Linked DNA regions of Homo sapiens: region 1 is linked to region 2. A link is an interaction called in ENCODE POLR2A ChIA-PET data of the cell type or tissue named here. Cell type or tissue: MCF 10A. All regions are shown on one strand. Links, peaks and the distances in the headings refer to the core of each region. The heading gives the core; the rest is flanking DNA. Region 1 has its middle 13 kb from the start of CD93. Region 2 overlaps LINC03125 (long intergenic non-protein coding RNA 3125).

The links. ChIA-PET counts read pairs that join two places held together with the same protein. Peaks named below come from ENCODE experiments on the same cell type or tissue, not always from the same donor. Only the 100,000 strongest peaks of a DNase experiment are listed, where the experiment ranks them.
Region 1: POLR2A ChIA-PET joins it to region 2 with 16 read pairs; 6 of 35 experiments call an interaction of 5 or more read pairs at or near these places.

What each region holds. Positions count from the first base shown.
Region 1 is chr20:23,093,263-23,105,788 of GRCh38, forward strand. No RefSeq gene overlaps it. Among named protein-coding and RNA genes, the nearest start is that of CD93, 13 kb to the left of the region's middle. RefSeq lists an enhancer at 2,877-3,026. In MCF 10A, for the core only: no CTCF peak of the experiment used is centred there; DNase peaks (open chromatin) are centred at 3,919 and 7,379.
Region 2 is chr20:23,150,321-23,162,846 of GRCh38, forward strand. It overlaps LINC03125 (long intergenic non-protein coding RNA 3125), which reads left to right. Exons shown (of 6, transcript NR_199692.1): 2 at 9,452-9,548. It also overlaps the pseudogene RNA5SP478. Among named protein-coding and RNA genes, the nearest start is that of LINC03125, 8.5 kb to the left of the region's middle. RefSeq lists enhancers at 1-909, 11,532-11,581 and a silencer at 9,907-10,006. In MCF 10A, for the core only: no CTCF peak of the experiment used is centred there; DNase peaks (open chromatin) are centred at 4,941, 5,951, 7,591, 10,381 and 1 weaker place.

The DNA of each region.
Region 1 (12,526 bases), core at 2,461-10,460, 58 kb before region 2:
ATAGCCCCTATCTTCTGTAGTTTCAACCACTAGTCAAAATGTGCCACTTACTAGCCACGTGCCCCTGGGCAAACACCGTTCCTCTCTGGGCTTCAGTTTCCTTACATGTAAATGGTGTCACATCCACAGAGCCATGAGGATTAAATGAGATGACTCAGTAAAGCGCTTGGCATAGTAGGTGGTAAGTCTGTGGTTCCACGATTAGTGGTATGAATACAATCTCACATTTACTGAATAACAGTTCTAATGATTTATGGTTATTATTTTTGCCCTAGGTGATTCTCTGGCAGGGAAGTCACCAGGAACCCTCCAGAAGGAAGAAATGTCTAGCATGTCCTAGGTCCCCGCACCCTTGCAAAGACCCAGAGATGAAGCAATGCTGGATAGACCCCACCTGCACACAGAGAAGAAAGGCTGCTGGAGAGACATCATCAGAGGAGAGAGACAGTGGCTCTAATCCAAGAATCCAGGCAACGTGTGTAGGGCTCAGGGTGGCATGTGTGTGTTTTCATGCCCAGCACCAGGACCTGAGCACTGAGAGCTTTCCCTACCTGCCATGGGATCCTGGTATCAAGGTGTTGCCCGAAGGTTTCAGCACCATGTGGTCAATTGTCCATGCATCTTTATGCCAATCTATCATCCCCGCTGCTGGGTCCCAGAGCCATTCAAGTTGGTCTGAGGCATTCAGGGCTTGCCATCTCCCAGTGGGCACAAGGCAGCTCCCCTGCAAGAACACTTCCCAGCTTTGATGACCTAACCCTCCTTGCTGGGGTGCAGATAAAGGACACGGCAGGTGCACTACCTCTGTAACCCTCACTCAAATATGCCAGTCTGTGGGCTCATATGCCTTGACCTCCAAAGCACAGACATGCCAGCTGGGCATAAGCTGGGACCCCTTTGGAGGGGAGCCAGAAGCATTCAGAGCCATCAGCAAAGCAGAGTCTGCCTCTCTGCAGGGAGCTGTCTGTGGAGCTCCCTGTGTGCCCTGATGGTAGGATTCAATCGCTCCACAGAAACCTGGAATTCTCCCTGTTGTCCTGAACTGTGAGAAGCCAAGTCCTGTGTTTTAGATACAATACCATCTGAATTCTGCTCTCACTGCTGGCCCATGTTCTGTGGCTTCAGCCGAGTAATTCCACTCTCCAGGGCTCTTTGTCATCCATCTGTGAGAGCCAGTCCGGGCAGAGAAGGAGAGGAGCAGGGCAAGCTGAGAATGCAGCCCATGATGCCGCCCCGATTATGGTGTTTCCTCACTGGACACGTGGATGAAGCGTGCTCGGGTTTTGACATCTCATAAAGAATGAGCTGACAGAATTGGGTTTGATTCAGTCATTTTGAAAATAAGCGAAGTTGCTTTTTGATATCCTTTTTGTCGAAAATGACAAATAGCTTGCCTTTGTGTATACCTGCCTCGTTTCTCAGTCCGGATATATCTGTTTCTTAGGAAGTGGGGGGACCAGCAGGAGGGGAGGAACATGGCTGTCTCATGGCCCCAGCAGCCAGAGAAAGCCCCCAGGTAGGTGCTGGCTGTGACATCAGGTCCCCGTGCACTAAAATAGTGGGGAGCAAGGAGCATGGGTAGGGCACATGCCCAGTCTGCCCCTGGTGAAATGACAGAGAAGAGCCCTTCCTAGTTAGGCATTCAAATCACGACTGGATCCCCCAATACACAAAGGCGTGGTTGATGTTTCCATGCCAGATCCTAGCACGGAAAGCTGTTCACCCAATAAGCGTCCACCCACGCCCCCACTTCTGGCCTGTTCCACTGATGAAGGTGCCCGTATATGTATCTGTCTGCCCATAGTGGGGTTTCTTTGCCTGCTTTTATTTTACCAGTGGCTACATTTCATCATCCAGCTTCATTTCCCATAGAAGTTCTGAATGTTGTCTGGTTTTCCTCGAAACTATGAATCACACTGTGCACGCCCTACCTCTCTCTAGCATTGTAAGAAAAGCACTCCTCTGTGCAGGACACAATCCTGTCTACTGCCCCTGAGAGCCCTGGTTCATCTCGTCCCTCCATTCCAGTTCCTTCTAGAAGGTAAAAGTTGGAAAGTGACCTGAGCCCAGTGCGGGACAATATGGCAGTGCTCTTCAAGGCCTCCGCTGGAACATCTTGTGTCTCCCAAGCTGGATGCTGTGCCTGGTCATTGGAGAAAGTAAAGGCAAAGCCTCAGGACAGCTTCCAGACACCAGTCTCTTCATCGGGACGAGGTCAGCTGCTGGCTCCCAGGTTGGGTCCAGCTCTTCATCATTTACTATTAGACCCACACAGTGTTTTAAATATTTCAGTGAATTGTGCATATTTAAGAAATGTGAGATTTTACAGAAAGATTTGCATTTCTGGCTTTTCTAAAAAAAAAAAAAAATCAAAGTGTCTTGCAATGCTGGCAACCAGCCCAACGTGGCAATCAGTGCCTGCATTAGCTTCCTCCTTAGTGCCGCCAGGCTGGCTCCTGCAGCCCTGGGAGCCTCAACATCACTAAATACCTATAACACAATAGCCTATGCATCTTCTATCGAAAGTCATGACAGTTCTTCAAATGAAAGTTAGCTGGGAACTATCCAGGATTCTCCCTATACCAAGCTTGTCCAACCTACAGCTCAAGGGCCCATGAGGCCCAGGATGGCTTTGAATGCAGTCCAACACAAATTCATAAACTTTCTCAAAACACTATGAGATTTTTTTGGTGATTTTTTTTTAGCTCATCACTATCGTTAGTGTTAGTGTATTTTATGTGTGGCCCAAGATAATTCTTCTTCCAGTGTGACCCAGGGAAGCCAAAATATTGGACATCTCTCCTCTTTATAAAGCAGGGAGGGTCCTTCTAATTGTAACATCTTATGAATTCTTGAAGACTCTACAACTGTTACTCTCCCTTATTCTTCTTAAGACCAGCTCCACTGTGCACCTGATGCTAGTAAGCGTTGGGACGTGCTGGGAGACTCCCCTATTCAGGGGACAACCCTGACAGATCTGAGCAATGATGACATTTCTGTCCCCAGCTGACACCTGGCTCAGGAGGGACCTGGCTCAGGAGGGACACAGACTGGCCCATGTGGCATAAGGGAAAGTTCCATATGCTTCTGGGAAAGTCCCCCTTGCTCTTAAACAGAGACTGGAGAAATGGCCAGCCTGTCCTCTGAGTGATCTTCTGAGGGCTGGTGTGCAAAGCTGCTGTGGTCAGGACAAGCTGGCTCAGAAAGGTGGCAAAAAGAGGGCAGGAGCTCGGGTCCCCAAAAGCCTCCTGGAACTGTGGGATTCACCAAACCTGAAATGATCCCACCTGAGACTTCTTATATGAAATTATTCTCATTCTTAATTGTTTGAGCAGTTATACTTTGGTTGTTACTTGCAGCCAAAAGCATTTTCTCCAGACTTCTGAGTCCTAAAAATTTCATTCTTTGACACAAGAGCTGACCCAGAGGCCCTGAAGCCCCTCTCAGGCCTGCAGAGCTTTGGTCTGTTTGCTGAATCAGATTCATATCTACACAACAGTTCTAGGGCCAAATTCTGCTCTCCCACACTCCCACCCACTCATATTGGAAGACAGAAGAGTCTTCTAGCTGAACTGTTTCTGGTGAAAGAGTAGCCTTCCTTCGCGGGCACTGACACTGAGGGAAGCAGCTCAGTGGCTACTTCCACCTGCAGATATTCCAGGTGGTGGCTCAGAACAGCTGACAACCATACCTGGGGAAGACTGGCCTTTATTTTTCTGGTTGTTCATACTCCAACAGCTAGCACCGTACGTTGGGGTCCAATGAAGCGAGCAGCAGTAGATGGCATGGCCAGGGCAAGGCAGACACGCTGGAGCAGTCGGGAAACCTGGCATCTACACCCATGCACTGGCACCCTCACCTTCCTGTTTCCCGTGGGAACAAAGTGGGCGGCAAATGCAGGGTGAGATACTGGGTCACTTCAGGCTCCAACTTGCAGAAGCTGTTTCAGACCCACAATGGGAGCAGGCTGCATCTTTTGCCTACTCAGGATAAAACGTGACACTGCTGCGTCATACAGAGATAGTTCTGCATGGTTTCCTAAGAAAGGCAAAGCCAGAATGCCCGGGGACTACCAGCATTTTACCTGAGTAATTACCATGTGAGCATGTTATCTTCAGGAACAATTTTGCTGTGCTTTAATAATTTATCTCTGAGCTAAAAAATTATAATTGAAAATGATAAGCACTTTCACGAGTTGGGTTGCCACACTGCAAAACCAATTTATTGCACAGAAGATTATAAAACACATTTCCATTCAACTCAGTCTCAAGTGATGGGCAGGTTGGAGGGGCTACAGAACCACAGTAGTATTAGGAAACTGCACAACTCGTATACCAAATAAAAGCATCAAGGATATGGGGGCAGCTGGAAAGCAGCCCTGCTCTGGTTGAGGGTTACTGTCGACATCTCCCTGTAATACAGCAACCTGATTCCTAAAGAAACAGATACAGTAGGCACTTCACTCAAACTAATGCTCTCCTCAGCCCAGGGCAGGGGAGCTCAGCCACAGGCCAGGTCCAGCCTCAGCTTTGCCAGATCCTTGCACGGGTCATGGAGGAGGCTCCTGGACCCGTGCAAGGATCTGGCAAAGCTGAGGTCCAGGCCAGCACAGCCCAGTTCTCTCCTCCTGCTGCAGCCAGGCTCTCAGCACGTGCATTCACCCCCACTGCTTTCCATCTGCCCACTTCTTCATTCATGGCTGTCCTTTCTGCCTCTCTGGTGTCCTGGGGCTGCTTTCACGTCGGCCTCCTCTGACCTCTGCAGGCCAACCACATGGGCCCCATCAGTCCTCTGCTCCCTGACCCTCAGGCATCCCTCCTGGAAGTGTCCAGTGTGTGGGCACCAGGTGGTCCACATTCCCTGGGCCTCTTCCCTGCTCTGGCCTCCACAGGGTTCCCTCCTGGGCCCTGTCTCTCTCCTGCCCAACTCACCGCTGCTCGGTTGCATCCACTCCCCACATGTCTCCTACTGCCCCATCTCGCGGCCTCACAGATGTGCCTGTCCACATCAGGCCTGTCCTTTCATCTCCCAATCAGAGCACCCAGCTGTCCACTATTTCCCAGAACATCTCAGAGTCACCAAGACCCAAACTACTCCCACTTCCTCCCCCAGTCCACCATCCGTCCAGTGATCCACGACGTGCAGGCGGCATCCTTCCTCCCACCTTCCCAGCCTCTAGGGATGATCTGGCTCCATGCCCTGGGCCAGTCCTCTTTTTCCCCGCCCATGCCCCACCTCCACCGCCTCTCACATGGGTGGGCACAGCACTGGTGTCCTGACCAGCCCCTGGCTCCAGCCTCATCCCCTATGCTCCATGCTGTAAGGTGAGATCATGTTGAAATAGAAGCCTGATCATTTGTTTTCCCATAAGCACACACACCACAGTGAAATGCTGCTGGGGCTTGCCATTGATCATAGGATAAAAATCAGATTTTTTTTTTTTTTTGAGGCAGTCTCACTCTGTTGCTCAGGCTGGAGTGGCACGATCTCGGCTCACTGCAACCTCCGCCTCTTGGGTTCAAGCGATTCTCCTGCCTCAGCCTCCCAAGTAGCTGAGATTACAAGCATGTACTACCATGCCCAGCTAATTTTTTCTATTTTTAGTAGAGATGGCATTTCACCATATTGGTCAGGCTGGTCTCAAACTCCTGACCTCAAGTGATCCGCCCACCTCAGCCTCCCAAAATGCTGGGATTACAGGCATGAGCCGCTGCGCCAGGCCAAAAATCAGATTTCTAACACGGCCCTGTTAGCCCTGGGACTTTGGTCCTTCTTGTTTTCTTTTTTCTTTTTTTAATTTTTTTTGAGACAGAGTCCCGCTCTGTCACCAGGTTGGAGTGCAGTGACGCGATGTCAGCTCACTGCAACCTTCGCCTCCTGGGTTCAAGTTATTCTCCTGCCTCAGCCTCCCGAGTAGCAGGGACTACAGGCACACGCCACCACGCCCAGCTAATTTTTGTATTTTTAGTAGAGACAGGGTTTCACCATGTTGGCCAGGATGGTCTTGATATCTGGACCTTGTGATCTGCCCACCTCAGCCTCCCAAAGTGCTGGGATTACAGGCGTAAGCCACCGTGCCCAGCGGATCCTTCCTATTTTCATGTCCACATTCCCCAGCCACAGTTCTGTGGGCCACCCAGTCCTTCCACAAGGCCAATACACACACACGCACACACGTGTGTGAACATGCATGCAGACTGAGTGACTGATGAACTCTTTTAACTGCATTAGGCCTTGGGGAGCTTTGCCCATCTCCCCACTGTAGATTCAGCCTCCTGGTTACATGCTCTCACTGCAAACCTCTCAACCTTGCTCCTCTTCCTCCCAGAACTGAGCATAGTGGTAACTTTGTATATGTGAAATTGATCTCCCAACAGTAAACTGTGAGACAGTCAGAGCTGGAAACTCATCCCTCTTGTCTATTGCTGGCTCCCTAGTGCCTGCTATAGGGAGCAAGTGATCAGTAACTACTTGATCCCAGCCATACATGGGAATCACCTGGGGTGGGGGACAAACCATAGTACCAAGCCCCATTCTGGACCAACTATATCAGACTTGCTGTGGGTGAGGCGCACGCGCACACACACACACACACACACACACACAGGTGATTCTTACACCAGCTCTGAGAAGCACTGAGGTTGGGAAGTGAGAGGTGGAGAGCTTGCTAGCATGAATATTGATGTCACAGCGTGAATCTTCACTGTTCCTTGTTCCTTTCCCCAAGGCCAAATAGAAGAGTCCCAGATGTTCTAACTAGCTTTATTTCCCCAAGTGTCAGCATTTGGCCAGCATGCCTGAAGATCTAGAAACTGCAGCTTCTCTGCCACATACAGCCAATGCTTCACCACCCGCCTTGTGCAGGGAGAGCAAGCCTCAGCTTTGCCTGTACACTGTGCTGTGCACACCAGATCCCCAGCATAGGACAGTAACAGCACAGGCACTGCAGGGGACTTCAGGGAGGCCTGAATGGCCCTGGACCCCCAGCCCAGACTTCTGTGCAGAAGAGTTAAGAGTTATTGAGTGACTGCAACCTAAAGGATATTTCTTCTTTAGGTCATTTAACTACACTACCAGCTTCTTGAAGCCAGGGGCTGCGTCTCGTGGACCTTATTGTCTGCTCAGCAATAACACAGGGCCTGGTGCTTTCTGACGAATCCACACACATGCACTGAGTGGAGCTGCGCTCACGGATGAGCACAGCTGCATCTTTCACGGAGGCTGCTTTCCTGTCAGCTTGCATTTCCCTGGATCTCTGTGTACTGTGGAGTACAGGGCCTTGGGCTGAGCCCAAAGCATTCTGAGCAAAGCATGCATGTATGGGCATGTATGGGAACTAGGAGTTCTAAACGCTTTCCCTTACCCTGTCCCCTTAATCCTCTTACCAACCTGCAAGACAGGTCCTTCCACAGTTTCATGTGAGATGAGTAACGGCAGTTTTCTCAGCTGTTAGGCAAGCTGATGCCTTGCCAAGCTCAAACCTGGAAGACTGATGTTGAAGAAGCAAGGAGGGTTGAAAGAGCCATGAGTGAACAAGGAGCCAGGAGTGATGGGGAGCCAGTAGTGATGGGGGAGCCAGAAGTGATGGGGGAGGAGCCAGGAGTGATGGGGGAGGAGCCAGGAGTGTTGGGGGAACCAGGAGTGATGAGGGAGGAGCCAGGAGTGATGGGGAGCCAGTAGTGATGGGGGAGCTAGGAGTGATGAGGGAGGAGCCAGGAGTGATGGAGGAGCTAGGACCCTAACTTATACCTGGAGTAGAAAGAGTAGGGACATGAGGAGGAGCATCCACTGAAGGAGTTTATGTTCCTTTTTGACCTGATGTGCCTCCAGAAATGGAGCCTGACAGAAACGGGAATCTGCAGCCAAAGTCCTTTGCCCTCTCTTGGTCAGGCTTTGCTGTATTAATTCCATGTTCATGCAAACATCTGTGCATGAGTGTCTATGACAACTGTATTCACAATAGCCAAAACCTAGAAGCAACCCAATTATCCTTCCACAGGTAAATGGTTGAAAGTGGCTCATCCATACTCTGAAATACTACTCAGTAATACAAAGTAATAGATTGATCCACACATCTACCTGGATGCGTCTCCAGAGAATTATGCTGAGTGGGGCAGCCATAACCAGAGGTTCATGTTGTATGCTTCCATTTATGCAATAATCTTAAAATGATATTCTATCAATTCTTTCAATGGAGAACAGACTAATAGTTGTCAGGGGTTAAGGTGGGGTGGAGTCAGGGGGCAAGTGAGTGTGGTTAAAAAAGGACAGCAGGAGTCATCTTCATGGTGACAGACATGTGCCGTGCTCTGCGACAGGGTCAGTCTCCTAGTGGTGATAGTGTTCCATAGCTTTACAAGGTACTATCACAGGTAAAACTGGGTAAAGGGTACATGGAATCTTTCTGTATTATTTCTCATAAGTTGTATGTGAATCTGCAAATATCTCAAAATAAAATGTTTTATTAAAAAAAAACAGGAGAGATTCTCAGGGCAGAAGTTTACTTATACATTGCATAAGAACTAGATGCAAGTGGCTTTGTCACCTGTTCGCTGCAGGGAAGTCACACCCGTCCAAAGGGCCACCAGCATCCACCTGGATCTCATGAACCAAAGGCCAGTGCTCATTGCCCAGCCCCGCAAAGCTGAGGTGTTCAGTGGGGCCAGAGCTGCAGGCCCTGGGAGGGGTGGGGACAAGCTTTGTGCCAAGAAGGTGCAGGAAGCCATCCAGCAGGGCTTTGATGGTGCAGTGGGCACTATAGCCTCTACCATCCTAAGAAGATGCTGGAACTGTCAACACAATAGCCAGTCCTCTGCAGGCGCTGTCTCCAGAAAGTTCTGTTAAAATGTAACACACTACAGAAGCAAAGGAACACCATTACCATCATAACATCAGGGATCTGCAGCACTTCCTGTAAGAGCCTATACACTAAATATTCTCAGCTTGGCAGGCCACTGGTCTCTGTTGCAACTATTTAAGTCCATCTTTGAGGCTTAAAAGCAGCCATAGACAATATGTACAGCAATGGGCATGGCTGTGTTCCAATAAGACCTTCTTTACAGAAACAGGCCGCAGGCTGGTTTGGTCCACATGCTGCAGTTTGCCCACCCCTCCCATTATTTTATATGATGTTTTTGTAGTTTGCGGGGCTTGTTGGCCCCAGCCACCACTGAGGGTGCATGGATACCTCTTAGCAGGTTCAGAGGTGGACCTCTCTAACTGAAGGGAAGCATGGGGCAGCTGAGGGCCGGATAAGAGCCTGGGGTTCTGGGAAGGGTGCTGAAGACCAGCTTGGATACCCACACTGGCCCTGTCAGGGGTCCTTAGAGCCAGATGGGAATAAGCTAAAAATGGGGTGAGATGTTTTAGCCCTCAGTATTGATGTCAACGGTGAAGGTGTCTGGGTCTTTCTCCCCCTCATGCCAGCTAAGGGTATGTTAATTCACCCTGAATCTGCCCAGGTCAATGTTCAAGACTGTGCACCAGGAAAGGAAAACACTTCATGGAGCAAGAAACCCAGGGCTGGCCTAGCTATGTTCCTAACAGAGCACTCACTCCTGCCCAGTGTTGCTGGAAAATCAGGGGCCGATTGAAAGCGCCTTCCCTGGGTTGTGTGACAGTGAGCTCTCACCACTAGACAATGGGATCTTTATCTGCCTTAGGGATTTTAGTAAAGGTGATCTTTCACAGTCTTGCCTTAAGGCAAAATCGAGCCATTGTTCTCATGCCTTATTTCTTCAAAACCTTCTGCCCAGGCCGGGAGCAGTGGCTCACGCCTGTAATCCCAGCACTTTGGGAGGCCAAGACGGGTGGATCACCTGAGGTCGGGAGTTTGAGACCAGCCTGACCAACATGGAGAAACCCTATCTCTACTAAAAATACAAAAAATTAGCTGGGCGTGATGGCACATGTCTGTAATCCCAGCTACCTGGGAGGCTGAGGCAGGAGAATCACTTAATCCCAGGAGGCAGAGGTTGTGGTGAGCCGAGATCGCACCATTGCACTCAGCCTGGGCAACAAGAGTGAAACTCTGTCTCAAAATAAATAAAAAAATAAAAATAAAAACAAAAAATAAAAATAAAAATAAAAAAACCTTCTGCCCAGCTCTTGCCTGCATCTGGATAGAAGACTCCTGGAGAAACAAACAGTAGAACTCACAGACCATGTTGGCTACCAAGTTCCTTCTCTAAAGCACACGAAGACATTGGGAAATGACTCAAATGCCAGGAAGGAAGTTTAAAAAAAAAGTGGAGGAGCTCATTTAAAAGAACAAAAAATAATGACAGGCAAGCTAAAATAACAAGAAAAGATATGACATCAGCTCAGGGTTTTTTTTTTCCTATAAATGATGCCAACTCCCACTCAGAAGAGTTGGAGTTGGAGAATTTTTCCTTGGCGGGTAGGGGAGGGAATGTGTGCAGATGCTTTCTGTGAAGGTGGGATAGGTGACTTCCTCTGTGCCCGGTTACCTCGCATATGTCATGCCCAGCAGCCGGGGGAATCTTCACCAGCTGAACCCATCACATAACCAGCTCCTAGATCAAGAAGCAGAACATTCTCTGCTCCCTAGACCCCCGGGTCATTCCCCCAGGCTCCATACTCCCCGCTCTGACAGCAGCGATGGTCACGTTGGGCTGTTGAGCATCCATGCATGCAGGGTGTGTGCTCTTTGTATCTGGCGTCTTTGGGCAATTCATCCGCATTGTGTGTGGTTGCAGGCTGTTCATCTCACTGCTGAGTATTCCACTTTGTGAATATGCCACGGTTTTGCAAATCTATTCTGCTATTGATGAGATTTAGATGGTTTCCGGATTTTGTTGTGCATGATTTGAGGGAGACAGAGAAGGGCCCACCACTCCCTGTGATCCATCTGAGTTTTCTGAAAGGCTTCCCTCCAGGCAGGTTGCTTTGCAGGCATCACTCTCACCCCACTGTTCTTAGCCAGGGGAGTTCCCTGAGGGGCCTGCACAAAGTTGTTATCGACTCCCCGACACTCAAGCACCAGGGGCCTTTCATCCCAGCAGAAGGGAGAGGAGAGGTAACTGGGGCACGTTTTGCGCCTTCACCATTGTATGTCTGAGTCATGATGTCTTTACAACTCCTCAGAGGTCCTCCGCATGCAATTCCCTCCAAACCACTGACAGGCAGCCTGAAGACCTGGTTAGGTACCGGGTTTGGGATAAAATAGACAGCCTTGCCCTCAAGGAGCTCACAGACAAGTTAAAAACTCCAAAACCAAGTTTGATTGATGTAATGCCAGAAAATGTAGCCAGAGTCTGGCATGCGAGAGTAGCGATTGAGGGTCTCTCTCAGGGAAGGAGGGGAAAGGGGTGTAGCAGGAAATTAGAAATTAGTAGAGAAATCAAACTTGCTTCAAGAAATCTTAAGTGACCGACTGCACTAGACATTTATTACATGGAAAGAGGAGTCACTGAGTAATGGTATTGGTGTAGAATCAAGTAATGATTGTGCACAGAATTCTCTTCTCTTTGTGGTTCATTGAATTGTTGTGACTTTTATATAATGGCCTGCAGAATAACAGTGCACCTCCACAAAACCTCAGTTCAGCCTAAAGGGAGGCTTTGTTGAAGTGAAAAGGTGTTTTTGAATTTTCCTGTTTTCTTTGGTTTATGCGCTGAGTGCTGATTCCCATGTCTGGTGACTTGTCACTCCTCGATGAACAGAAACTACCAGAGACAGGAGTGGGCCAAGGGAGTTGGCGACTGTGAGGTGAGGTCGGGGTCCTGGGGAGGAGGGTGGAGGGTGGAGAAAGAATAAAGAAAGAGGATGTGCTGGTTAACATTGAGAGTTCTGACTAACACAGAGGGTCTCTGTGCTGATTTGCTCCAGATACCACAGGAGGTGGCCCTGTCAGCCTGGAACCGGCATCGGGAGTGCCCGTGGGACCATTTGATTGACACTTTGCTCCTCCAGTTTTCTGATCAGACCGTGACTTTTGGCTGTGATATTGTCCAGGCCTGCCAAAGTCCACTATGGATGCCAGGTTCAGGGACCCATTCTGCCCTGCAGTTGACCCTTGTCTCCTGCTCAACCCTGAAGCCCCTGCAGTGTGTATAGACCCTGGACCCACTGGGCTCCAGCACTGCCTGTCACACCCCTGCAAGCCAGGTGAGGCTGGCTCAGGCTGGTGAGGAAGTGCTTGTGAGGAGAGCCAGGGCTCCATGCCAGGGTAAGAGTAGGACCAGGAACGATGTATTTGGTTATTGACTTTTCCTGCTTCCTGAGCTTTATAACAACACGGGGAAGAGGGTCCTGTGATCATCTCAATTTACAGACAAGGAGACTGGGGTATGTAGAGACCAAGTTTTTGTGCCAAGGCTGTGCTCAAGGTGAGATTCAAACTCCAGGCTCTTTGACTTCCCTACACTGCCTGTGCCGCAACCTCGGGAGCAGAAGGTCCGGAAATGTGGGGCAAGAAGTCAGGGGCCGGGGAAAGAGCCAATGTGGTCACCATTCTGCTGGAGGTGGGTCTCCAAGTGTCTCAGCTAGCATTGCCCTCAAAGAT
Region 2 (12,526 bases), core at 3,003-11,002:
AGCTGTGTAGCTGTGACGATGGCCTGGGACATGGATTCCCAAAGCCTGACCCTCCGCTGTGCCCCCTGCTCCCCAGCAGGCATGGTTAGCCTGTCATGGAACCCTGCACCTGAGCCTGGGCGAGCTCCAGATTCCTCAGCACACAGAGCTCCAAGCTCCTCCTGCCAGGCCGCCAGGGCTGGCTCCCGAGAGAATGCACAAGCCTTTTGTGGTGTCTGAGAAAACACAGCTGAATCTACTAGGCAAGGGGTTGTATAGGGCACCTCGGGAAGAAGTCGCACAGGTGCCCCCAGAGATCTCAGGGGCAGGGAGGGGCTCACCCATAAGGGAAGGGGAGGACTCAGAAGGCTTTGAGGAAGAGGCAGCTCCTAAAATGGGTGAGGGCAGAGTGTGCCCTGAGGCCCCACAGCAGGCAAGCAGGTGACTGGAGAAGCAGCTAGGTCTGGTGCCTGTGTGCCAGGCTTGTATGCCAGGGCTGGGCTGCATGGGATGCACAATGCTACTGGGCCAGCACCATCAGCAGTGTACTGCCCCTCACACCCAGGGCAGGCCTTGAAGCTAAGAGAGGGATGGGGCAGTGCCCATCGTTCTCCTGCCACTGGAGTGTGACCTTCTGGTGCCATGACAGCCAGTGGGTGGCAGGTGCCTGCCCCTCTTCCCATAGGCTGCCCCAGGAGGAAGAGGGGCCCGTTCCTGTGAGTAGAGCACAGTGAAACCACTCTCTTTTCTGCACAGTGAAAGAGACATCCTTCACGGGGTGCAGAGAAGCTGCTGCCCTTTCCTCCCCGTCAGGCCAGAGTCTTCCCTACTCCCTGCTGGGGCCAGGGAGGACAGAGGCAGCCCTGAAGCTTCCTGTGGCTCAACTCTTGAAGGCTGCTCAGTTAGAGAAAAAGGATGGTGCTGACCATGGAGGAATCTCACACACACTCCAGGCACCCTGCCTCTGCCTTGCTCTCTGCAGTGGCCACTGAGAACTCTTAGGAATTGACCCTTGCTTCTTAGGCACTGGGCATGAGAGAGGGCCCTCCCTTGCTGTGGGGGCCTCCCAAGACCAGGGAGGCTGGGCCTCTGGAGGTCTCCCCTGAAACTCCTTACCCAGCGGGATCATGCCCTGGGCCTTTGTGCCTGCCGGAATCCTGGTGGGTGGAGGAAATCCGTTACCCTCATGAGAGCTACCTGCCTAGACCCCTGCTGACCTGACCTCACCTTTTGTTTGACCCAGGAACTTACCCGCCCCTTGCTGGGGGTTGGAACTGTCACATGTCCTAAGCCAGCATGAACAGGCAGGATAGTTAGGCTGACTGTGATTGTGCTGGCCATGATGCTCGACTTGGCCCTAGGCTTGACTTTGTTTCATCTGTAATAGTCTCCATTTTTTCTTGCTGTGAAGTAAGCCACCTCAAAACTTAGTGGCTTAAAACAGCAGTTTATTCTTCTTCCCTACCATGGGTTGAGTGTGTGGTCCTTCTGCTGTGCTTGATGTGACTGTGTGGCGTCGTCACAGGGGGGCTTAAATGGGGTGAGACACCAAGCATGGCTCATTCAGAGGCCCAGTGCTTTGGGGAACGGCCAGGAGGCTGCACTCAGCCAGGACCCTCAGCGTCATCTCAGGGTCTCTGCCTCTCTTCGTGGCCTCTCCATGTGGACTTTTTAATTACATGGCAGCTCAGCACTCCCAGAGCACAAATAGGAGCTCTATCTGTAGGAGGTGGCCAGGCCTTCTACAGCCACAGGCCCAGGTCCCTTCCACCACAGCATGTGGGTCACAGACCTGCCCTGACTCACACAGTGGAAGGCAACAGGGCAGCATGCACACCGAAAGCCATCACTGGATCCTGTGTTTACAGCATCTCAATTCCACAGCAACACCCGAGTTTCCATCAAGGAGGCAATGAAGACCCAGCCCGGGCAGCAGGAGGCAGCGGTGTTATCAGGGGCCCACTCGTTCTGAGGGACCATAAAAATACTAGGAAAAGATCATTTTTCATCTTGACTACTTAACAATCTTACAGTTTTATTATAGTCTTAAAGCTCCTGGCCAGGGTTTTATCTTTGGGAAGTATCTCTTTATGTGCCAAGTGCCACCAAACAGCATCTGTTGGTGCCTCCTCCTACAGGAAGCAAGTGCCTCCTCATACAGGAAGCACTGGCATTAGGAACACCCTGTATTTCTCGCCTGCAGCTGCACTGTGTCACTCACTGATGTCATTCTCCTATCTGAAGGGCTCAGGGTCCACTCTCCAGCCTGACCTGCTGCGAGGTCACTTAGCTAAGACCAGCTAAAAATAGCAACTGTTGCTCAGAAGCACCGGCTCTGCATCATGGGCTCACCCTGACGCCTATGCCTCCCCGGGGACAGGGCCGCACGATGGAGGAAGAGCCGACTGAGCCAGCTCCAGCCACCTTCTCCAAGCACAGGACCTTGTGAGCTGTGAGCTGACTAACAGCTTCAGCATCGAGCTTTGGGGGATATTAATGCTTAGCTGATAAGCATTAATCATATCCCACTTAAGTAATGGTTGGGCCAATTTCTGTTTTCAATTAAGAATAAAATGTAAGCATTTGGTTCATATATAAGCAATCTTCAGTGAATGGTAAATTATTATTTTGGGAAAAAAAGTAAAATGGACATGTACTTAGAACTAAACTCAGAGCCTTGGGCAGTGTCTAGGATTTCTCTTTGGAAGTTGGATTGGGAAGAGGATGTGCCTGGGAGCTTATTGGATCTGAGGGGTGGGAGGAGACTTCCCCAGATCCACCGCACTGCCACAGTCTCTCTCAAGGCATCTCCAAAGGTGGCATCCCAACCTCAAAGTGACAGAAGAAGAATCATGGGCCATCGGCGGCACTGGTTTTCTAGGTTGTGTTATAATTTTCATTTCCCCATAGATGAAAAATGTCAATTGTGTTCATCTTGAAGGCTATGTTAGAATTAGAATGCTATTAAAATTTTCATGGATAATCTTAAAAAAATGCAATGATGAACATAACTACCTCCTAGAAATTGTGTTTCTTTCTTCCTTTAAAGTGAAAAAAAATATTACCTGTTGCTACCCTGTTCACCATTAGCCTTCAACGTGAATGGTGCAAAGCATTTTCAGTGTTAAGGCGGTTAAAATGGTCTTTTAGGAACAGCTTAGACATTAGCAGAATGCCTTCCTTATTCTATCACCGTATTAGGAGAAACAAGCAGAGCCCCCACCCCAAGCCTGTATTCTGTCCACTCCCAGTAGGTATCAGACAGAAATCTGCGAAGCCCCTCAGTGCTTTAGGTGAATCGGTGCTGACATCAGCTCTGAACTTTCCTTCTTCCACCCAGGTCTGACAGAGGACAGGTGAGCAAATCTCCTCAAAGCAAGTCAGACAGAGCCTGGCACCGCAAGATCAGGGGAGAGGTCTTCAGAAACAGCAGGCTGACATTCTCCCCTTCCCAGAGGAGAAAAAGGCCCTCTAACTGAGAAACAGTTTCACCATCAGTGGACAGCTCTCCCATGCTCAGCCCATGCCCTGAGAGGCCAGAACCCCAGTGCAGGCCACGCACCCACATCCACTCCTCATGTTAGAGGTTGTGTGCGACTGCTAGGGCTGCTGGGTAGACTGTGTGGCTTCAACTACAGGCCTTGATTTCCTCACAATTCTGGAGGCCAGAAGTCTGAGATCCAGGTGCCAGCAGGGTGGGTTTCTTCTGAGGCCTCCCTCCTCAGCTTGCCAACGTCCATCTTCTCTCTGTGTCCTCACAGGGCCCTTCCTGTGTGTCTGGATCCTAATCTCCTCTTATTGTTAAAGATACCACTGAGATTGGATTAAGACCCAGCCCAATGACCTCATTTTACCTTAGTCACCACTCTAAAGGCCCTATCTACAATACAGTCCCATTCTGAGGTACCAGGAGTCAAGGCTTCAACACAGGAATTTTAGGGGAGACAGAATTTAGTCTCTAACAGAGGTCATCTCATTTAAACCCTTGGACTTGAAAGTGTACTCCTCATCTGAACTGCTGCAGGTAAGGATGGGAATTAAGAGACCCAAGGAGGAGTGACTGTTGTATCAGGACAAGCTTGCTGAATTGAAATGAAAAACAGAAATCTGTCCATTGTGCCAGTCCCATTCCCTCTGGACTCAGCTCTAACAAGGTTTGGAAGGCCAAACTCCCAGATGCTGAAAGACAATGAAGTTTAAAAACAAGTCCATTGGTGGCATCCAGATCAGAGTTTCCAATCAGATACCTGGTCCTCTACGATTTTCACACCCAGCAGGGAGGAGAGCAGGCAGCCCTTTCTTTCCACACTCCCTGCCCACTTCACAACAATAGTTGGGAATGTGTTTCTGTGAAAGAAGTTCACAGCCAGCCACAGTGGCTCATGTTTGTAACCTTGCACTTTAGAAGGCGAGGCAGAAGGGTTGCTTGAGCCCAGGAGTTCCAGGTTACAGTGAGCTATGATTGCGCCACTGCACTCCAGCCTGTTTCTGAAAGAGAGAAAGAGAGAAAAGAAAGAAAGAAAGAAAGAAAGAAAGAAAGAAAGAAAGAAAGAAAGAAAGAAAGAAAGAAAGGAGAGAAAAGGAAGAAAGAAAGAAAGAAAGAAAGAAAGAAAGAAAGAAAGAAAGAAAGAAAGAAAGAAAAAGAAAGAAAGCAAAAGAAAGAGAGACAGAGAGAGAGAAAGAAAGAAAGAAGGGAGGGAGGGAGGGAGAAAGGGAGGGAGGGAAGGAGGATGGAAGGAAGGAAGGAAGGAAAGAAAAAGAAAGAAAGAAAAAAAGAGAAAAAGAAGGTGTTAGATAAAGCTAGGTTCTTCTTCAGTTTGTCCAGTTCCCCTGTTCTTTATTCTCTAAATTCGGAGTAACCCGCCACCTCCCCCTGCCCCGGCTTTTGCTGTGCAGTAACCTGTCTAAACATGCCTAGACATGAGAAGCCCCAGTCCACATTCCTTCCCTTATGTGGGAATAGGTTAGCTTTCTAGTCCCCCCTCAGATGACCCTTTCCTCCTCTTCCTGGCTCTTCTATCACGTGCCTACCTTATCTAAGAAAGTTTGAATGTTTAGCCAATCAGGACTAGTTTAGATTGTGTGGTCCAACCCCAGTCAATGGGGGAAAGACACAGAGGTAGAATCTGCGTTAGGAATAAAAACCGCTACTCTCCGTTGTTCTGTGTGCTTTTGCAGTCATGATTGATGCAGGCAGCACCCTTCTGCAGAAGTAAATTTTGCCCTGCAGCACAAAAGAGGAAGGAAAGCAAGGGAAGGGAAGGGGAGGGGAGGAAGGGAAGGAAAAGAGAGAGAAAGAGAAAGAGAGAAAGAGAGGAAGGAAGGAAGGAAGGAGAGAGAGAAAGAAAGAAGGAAAGAGGAAGGAAGGAAGAAAGAAAAGAAAGAAAGAAAAAAGAAAGAAAGGAAGGAGAGAAAGAAATGAAAGAGAAAGAAAGAAAGAAAGAAAGAAAGGAGAGAAAAAGGAAAAACAAAGAAAGAGAAAAGAAGGAGAGAAGGAAAGGAAAAAGAAAGAAAGAAGGAAAGAAAGAAAAAAGAAGGAAAGAAAGAAGAAAGAAAGAAAGAAAGAAAGAAAGAAAGAAAGAAAGAAAGAAAGAAAGAAAGAAAGAAAGAAAGAAAAAGAAAGAGAAAGGAAGGAAGGAAGGAAGGTCTTAACACCTTGGTAATTTTTGTGCTCTTCCCTGGACTTTGGACTTTGCAGCCTTAGGGAGACAGAGCTCTTTAATGTACACTTTCCCATCAGGCACTGCATGGCCAAGAACCTGCCTGCAAAGCCCCCACTGAAGGGAGGGTTTCTCCAAGGAGCTCTCCCCTTTAAAGGCCCAGGATTGCTCCTGAGAGTGTCTACTCTGCCATCAATACCATAAAGATTTCATCAGACGGCATGGAGAGTGTTCAGTTGGGCACTCTGGGTTGAGGGGTGAGGGTCACAGTAGGGTCATCTGGATCATTTCCCTGTCCCCCGGCCCCAGCTTGCTCCCTGATTGCATGTCATTTGACTCAGGCTGAGCCTTGCAGAAGTCATAGCGGGGTGGAGATGACTCACACTATGTGGTTTTCCAACTGTTGGGAGCAGCCAGGCAGGGTCCTTTTGTCATGAGCAAGGCCATCGCCAAATACACATTGGCCAGGGTTCGATGAAAATGTGAAAGTCTCAGCCCCATCACTGGACTATGACAGAAGCCTGACCAAGTATCCTTATCGAAATGAAAACCTTTCATAGAGGTGGTTCTCCACCTGTCAGGAGTCACTGATCCTAACAGGGGCATGAGAGCTGAAAGGAAACTTTCACAGTCATTTAATATGACATCTTTGTTTTTCCCTTTCTTAGCATTTGTCCCGGGTCACCTGGCTGGGGGTCAGGGGGTACATAGGCCAGGATCCCAGCTATGACTTTAGGAATGCCTGAAGCTGGGGGGTGCTCGGGCAGCAGGGAGGTGCTGAGGGTGACATGAGGGTGTACAGCATGGCAGGGCAGCAGAATCATCCCAGAAAGAGAGGATAGCCAAAGACATCGAGGCACAGGCGAGGTTGAGGAGCTTCGACAGTGGCCCTGAAAGGTGTATGGAGACCACGTTTCAGGACTTTGGCCACAGTGGAATCCCCCGACTGTTTTTGGGGACTGTGGTCAGGGTGACCCGGCTGTGGCACATAGTGCCCAAAAACAGTTTCTCCACATCCCTGCAGGGCCTATCAGCCAAAATTTTAGCAGGCCTCAAGCCCAGAAATCACTGGAATTCAAGGCTCTTAAAAATAATACTTGGCTAGGATACATGACCACATGACATTATTTCTAGTTAAATCAAAAGCTATTGAGGACCATGTCTATTTTCATTTCATTTATACAGGGGAGGACACCTCCCAGCATCTGGGACAGAGGGAAGTACACGTCTTTACAACCTTGGATAAAAGTCATGTAACTCATGGCGCTTCACCTTTTCCCATGGCTGCCAGGGGGCTCAGATAGGAACTACATGCTTGAGTCAGCAACCTTCATTAAAGTAGAGTTTATCTTATGACTTTGTCTTTCTTCTCCTTCAGGGCATGTTATGTACTTTTAATCTTTATCTTTATGTATCCTACTTTTTCTACTTATTTTATTATAATTTGTCTTGAGTCTTTTTAGAAAACAGGAGAATATAAATTGCACTGGAAGAATGTTTTAATCCTCTCTTTAAAAACTGTTTCATATACATTATTTAATCTTCCCCAAAGCCCTGTGAACTCCCCTAGTGCCTTTTTTTTTTTTTTTTTTTTTTTTTATGATCGAGTCTGGCTCTGTCCCCCAGGCTGGAGTCCAGCGGCACGATCTTGGCTCACTGCAAGCTCTGCCTCCCAGGTTCACGCCATTCTCCTGCCTCAGCCTCCCAAGTAGCTGGGACTACAGGCGCCCACCACCACGCCCGGCCAATTTTTTTTGTAGTTTTAGTAGAGACGGGGTTTCACCGTGTTAGCCAGATGGTCTCGATCTCCTGACCTCATGATCTGCCCGCCTCCGCCTCCCAAAGTGCTGGGATTACACGCGTGAGCCACCGCGCCCGGCCTCCTAGTGTCTTCTGAGTCTTCCAAGGGTTGGGCAATTTTCCCTCCGGTCATGGAGCTGAGCCGATTTCACTGTGCTCTGATTCTCTAAATACTGCTACTCACGTAGGGCAATTCTGTTCAACACGGTGAGCTGGGCCGGCTGTGACTCACAGCACCGAGCCCCTCCAGGGGTGGGGAGCTGATCTTTCTCTCCAATATGCATCCAGATGAGGCAGCAGGTCTCTGAAGGGCAACTCAGTTCATCTCAAACATGATGCCCAGAGAAATGTTATTTTTGCTCCCAGTTCCACTCTGTGATTAGCAGCTCACATCTTCCCATTCTCAGGCAGCCCTGGGTGCAGGCTGTAGGTGCCAGGAGGACAAGGGACCCCTCTTCTTTTTATCTCCATAAACCCATGGCTGAAACAAGTGCTTGGTACTCAGTAGATAATCCATAAATATTTACTAAGTGAGTGTTAATTTGGGCAAGTCATTTCACTTCTCTGAGACTCAGTCTCAAAAATGTGGGGAGATTAACTCCCAGCTTCCTCCTAGTATCGTCAAGCAGATTAAATGAGATTCAGAGAAAGCAAAGTGGTTTGCATTGTGTGTCTTTCATTATTCATAGTCAAAAAATCACAGCTGATGCCCAGAAAAGCACCTTCTACCCTGCTGACTTGCACCTCCACTGATCCGGGAGCATCTTCTCTTTTAAGAATATGCTAAAATATTTGCTCTGGGGGAAAGGCACTTGTGCTGATCCAAAGAGATTCAGGAAGGAGGAGTCCTTTATGGCCTCATCTTGCCCTTAGAAACTTCTTCCAGCCCATTTCTCCATGCTGAGGAGGAAAGCTCAGGTCAAGAGAGCAGTAGAGAAAAGATCAAGTGCTCCTATGGGCCTTTTGAATACCTCTAACCCAGCCGTGCAGGGATTCACCTTGCTTCCATGCATCACGACGAGGGAGGGTCCATCTCCATCCCCTCCTCAATGGAGGACATCAAGCCACTGGACCAGAGCCCTTCTCTGATCGCTACCCCCAGCTGTGTTTCATGGGATAAGAAATCAGGTATTGTAATCCTCTAAAAGACACAGAAGCAATTTTAGAAAACATACATTGAGCTGGTGCTGACATTTTGGGATAAGTACATAAACATGGCATCCAAGAATTTAAGACAAGCACATTGCATGGGTGTCCAACATTTGCCATTGGCCATATTTGTGTTTTAAAGAAGAATTGTAACCTAAAAATAGGAATCACACTTTATTCATTATATTTTTCACAGAGCTTTATTTTTGTATTGAAGGCTGGAAGCTATTAAGCTGCTGTCTCCTTACAACTGACCAAAGCCTGTGTGTGCACGTGATTTTTATTCTGGTACTTTGCCCTGGGACATCATTTCTGCCCCTTGCCACCGGTGCAAGCTGGACTTGAAGACAAGGGTCCCAGCACCTGGTGGAACCGCCCAACAAGCACCAGAGTCAGTCACTGGTTCCTTGTACCCCATTTTCAAGCACCCAAAGTGGTTCTTCCCCTCATGTATCGTTAGATCTACAGCTAAGCCAAATAGTGAAGGTGAAGACAAAGGAAAGGGCTCAAGATAACATTTCCCTTCCCTGAGTTGAAGTCATTAGTGACCCAGAAAACAGGAAGGGGGTGAGGCCTCATTTAGGGAGAGGAAAAGCAGAGGAAGTGGCACCCGGGGGTGTGGAGCAGGATGGAGCACACTTGAAGTGCTCCTTAGAAGGAGGCTGGTGGAGCCAGCCTGGGGGTGGGGTGGGTGGGGAAGCTTGGCTGGGGACACAGAAGGGCAGAACCACTCCCAGGATTGTTTTCCAAGGACAATTTACAGTACCCATTGTTGGCTTTTCCTCTGGGTAATTAGACACAACATGGGAGCAAGGGATCCTCATTCATCTTGTCACTGGGTTTTAATTTTCTTGGTCCTTCAGCTCCCAGCTGCCCTGGCAGATGTTCTGTCCACAAGTTCCAGGAAGTTCAGCAATGCTTCTTCTGCACTACTTTCACCCAGAGCTGACATGGTCTCTGGTAAGCAGCTTTAATTTGATATGGCTGGATGTACTTTGGGGCTGGCTGCAGCAGATGAGAAAAGCAACTCTTTTTATGATTTCTATAGCAGGGTTCATTGTGAAATTTAAAGCAGAGAGGAGACTTATTTCTTTACCCTGGGTGTGACACCCTTTGAAGCTAGCTGAAGTAAAATGCTTTGCCAAGGAGGAGGGAATGAAGGAGTCAGCATACAGAATGAAACTGGACCTTAATCCATCAGTGAGATAGACACGGCTGCTTAACAGATGAACGAATACATTTCCATGGTGCAATGAATCATTTCAGTTGTCCCCTTAAGAGTACATTTCTGAGATGTATTTCTATAGTGTGTGTGCGTGCACCTGTGTGTGTGTAACCGAAATATAAATTGGGCTTCATGTGGTCCAGGCTATACACAGAGTCACTGTCAAAGCAGCACCAGGCTAAAACAAAAGGCATCTATGGTTAGTTTCAGTTTTCACTCAGGTGTCTGGAAGAATGCTAAAAGGGATTCAATTTAAAAACCAGAGCAACACTTCTTAAAATTATGTTTTATTTATTTTCTTATTCTTCCAAAACTCGGTAGCCTTTCACTTGAAATGGCAAACATTCACATCACTTCCAGCTTTTGAGTCTTTCCTATTTTCATCTTCTGTCTGTGCTCTATCAGCATTTTACATGGACTGTAAAGTTTTCTCCCTATTTACCCATTACCTGAATTCTTCAAAACAAAAGAGGGCTCAGAAGCTGATCCAAGAAGCAGGAATCTCCTTCCCTTCCTGTCTCCGCCCACCCTGCCTGTCTTCGTCCTCTCAACAGTTTCTGCACCCCAGACTTGGCTGGCTAACACCCAGCTCTCCTTAGGAGCAAGCAAGGGAGAGGCTGAGACTCATTCAGAGGTTTCCAGTCCTCTGAATGGGTCCTTAGGCAATGGTCAGGAAATGAAGAGCAGGGGTTTAGAGCAGGGAGAAACTGGAATTTTTTTTTAAGCCTATAGCACCTGATAGTCTCAGTCTCCCATCAAGGTACTAACCAGGCCAGACCCTGCTGAGCTTCTGAGATCTGCTGAGATGGGGCATGTTCAGGGTGGTATGGCTCTTGGCAGAAATATTATTTTCTGTGTTGCTAAATCATGTTGCTGCCCTAGCTTCCAGACCCAGCTCTGCAGACTTCTGAAAAGAAAAGCCCATATGGACGGGTGCCACCCAAGGGCATCTCCGCTGACAGCCCAACTCCCCCCCAGCCCCCAACACATACACAGGGCAATGTCTCCTTGTCGGGTGTGAGTGTCACCCTCTGGAGTTCTCTGAGACTCTCCCACACTGAGCAGCCTGGAGTCCAGCCCTGGGTTTCCTCACAGGCCTCAGGGTCGGTGGTGGAACACACCAGGGTCCTTGCTTGTGGAAACTCTCAGAGGAGGCTGTGCCACCAAGTAAGCGTCCGTGGGGTTTCGGATCGCCTCTGGGCCACTCCTGCCTCTAGGAACCTCGGCTGGCACCTCGAGGTGTGGGCAGAGGGAGAGGCTGAGGCAAGACAAGGCAGCAAGGTGAGCCCAGGAGGCCGCAGGAGCCAGCCCCAGCTCCCCCAGGAGGCCTGGCTTAGGCATGCTGAGGCTCCATCCCCCTAGCCTGCTTTTCACAAGTCAGGACTGACATTCTGTGCAGACCCAGGGATCCTGACAGAGCTGAGTAAAGTATGAGTGTGCAATCTGAAAGTTCTTGAGCCACACTAGCATGCGAGCACAGGAAACTGCTGTGCGAGTGCAGGGCCCTGGAGCAGATCCTCCACTGTGGAGGGGCGCAGCGGCTGTGGCCCCGGGCTGAAACGATGGCTCCCCAGCCTTCCTAGCTGTTGGGGGTGGGGTGCAGCGGCTGTGGCCCCGGGCTGAGACGATGGCTCCCCAGCCTTCCTGGCTGCTTCCCCATTTCCTCCCACACAGGCTCACCGCTGTAGTCCTGGACACACTGTTGGGCTGGTGCATAGCAGGAACCCAATACATGAGTTGAGTGACTGGATAAACCCGGAGGCACTGACACCCTCCAACGGGGAACCCCTTCCTCAGTTCACCTCGCATTTGCAGAAAGCAGAGTAACATATATGACATTACTAGAAAATAGCAGGGGAAATGTAAAAATTGGGTTCAAAGTAGCCTCCTGGAGTTGAAATGGCTGCAGCTGTGTGGAATGGAACAGCAAAGGCAGCTCCACAGCAGAAAAGGGTCTCAACTTAGGCCCTGGGAGATGGACACAATTTCCCACCAGGGAGAAGAGAGGCCAGACGCCTCTAGCCACAGGGATAGTTGGCACACAGAGGTGTTAACTTTGGGATGAGTGTGGTTGAAGCCAGGGAAGGCCAAGCCCTGGCATCTCACATTCAAAGGAGCAGGTTCTCCTTGGAGCAGCCCCCAATCCCCCAGAGGAGGAGGGACCCCCAGGTATTCTCCCTCATAGCACCTTTTTTCTCATTGTGCTCATTACATTTGTGATATAATTTAGAGTAAGTCATGCAATGACGTATTAAATATCTGTCTCCCCACCAGACAGCACACTGCATGAGGGCTGGGCCTTAACACTTGGGTTCACTGAGTACCTGGCACTGTGCCCAGTGTGTTGTAAGGTACTCAGTGACTGCGTCAACACGGAAATGAGAACGCCGGGGCAGCTGCTCCCCCACCCCTACGCTCGCTGCAGACATGTGCTCCGTAGAGAGGGCTCCTCTCGAGGCCTAAGAGCGCTCCTGGCTTCCAGGATGCATGGATAGATGTGTCATCCAGATGGACCCTGGTTGGCACTGGACAGAGGGGCCTGGGGCTGCGCCAGGACTGATGGTAGAAGCACAGCAGAGGGTTGGTCTGGGCACCCAGTTCAGAGGGTCCTGCTTGGGGGCACGCCCTCTCCTGGAGGAAGCCAATGCTATAAAATTCCGTTAGGGACACCCCAGCTTCTGCTTCCCTGGGTTGGAGGGGCTCCCACCAGGCC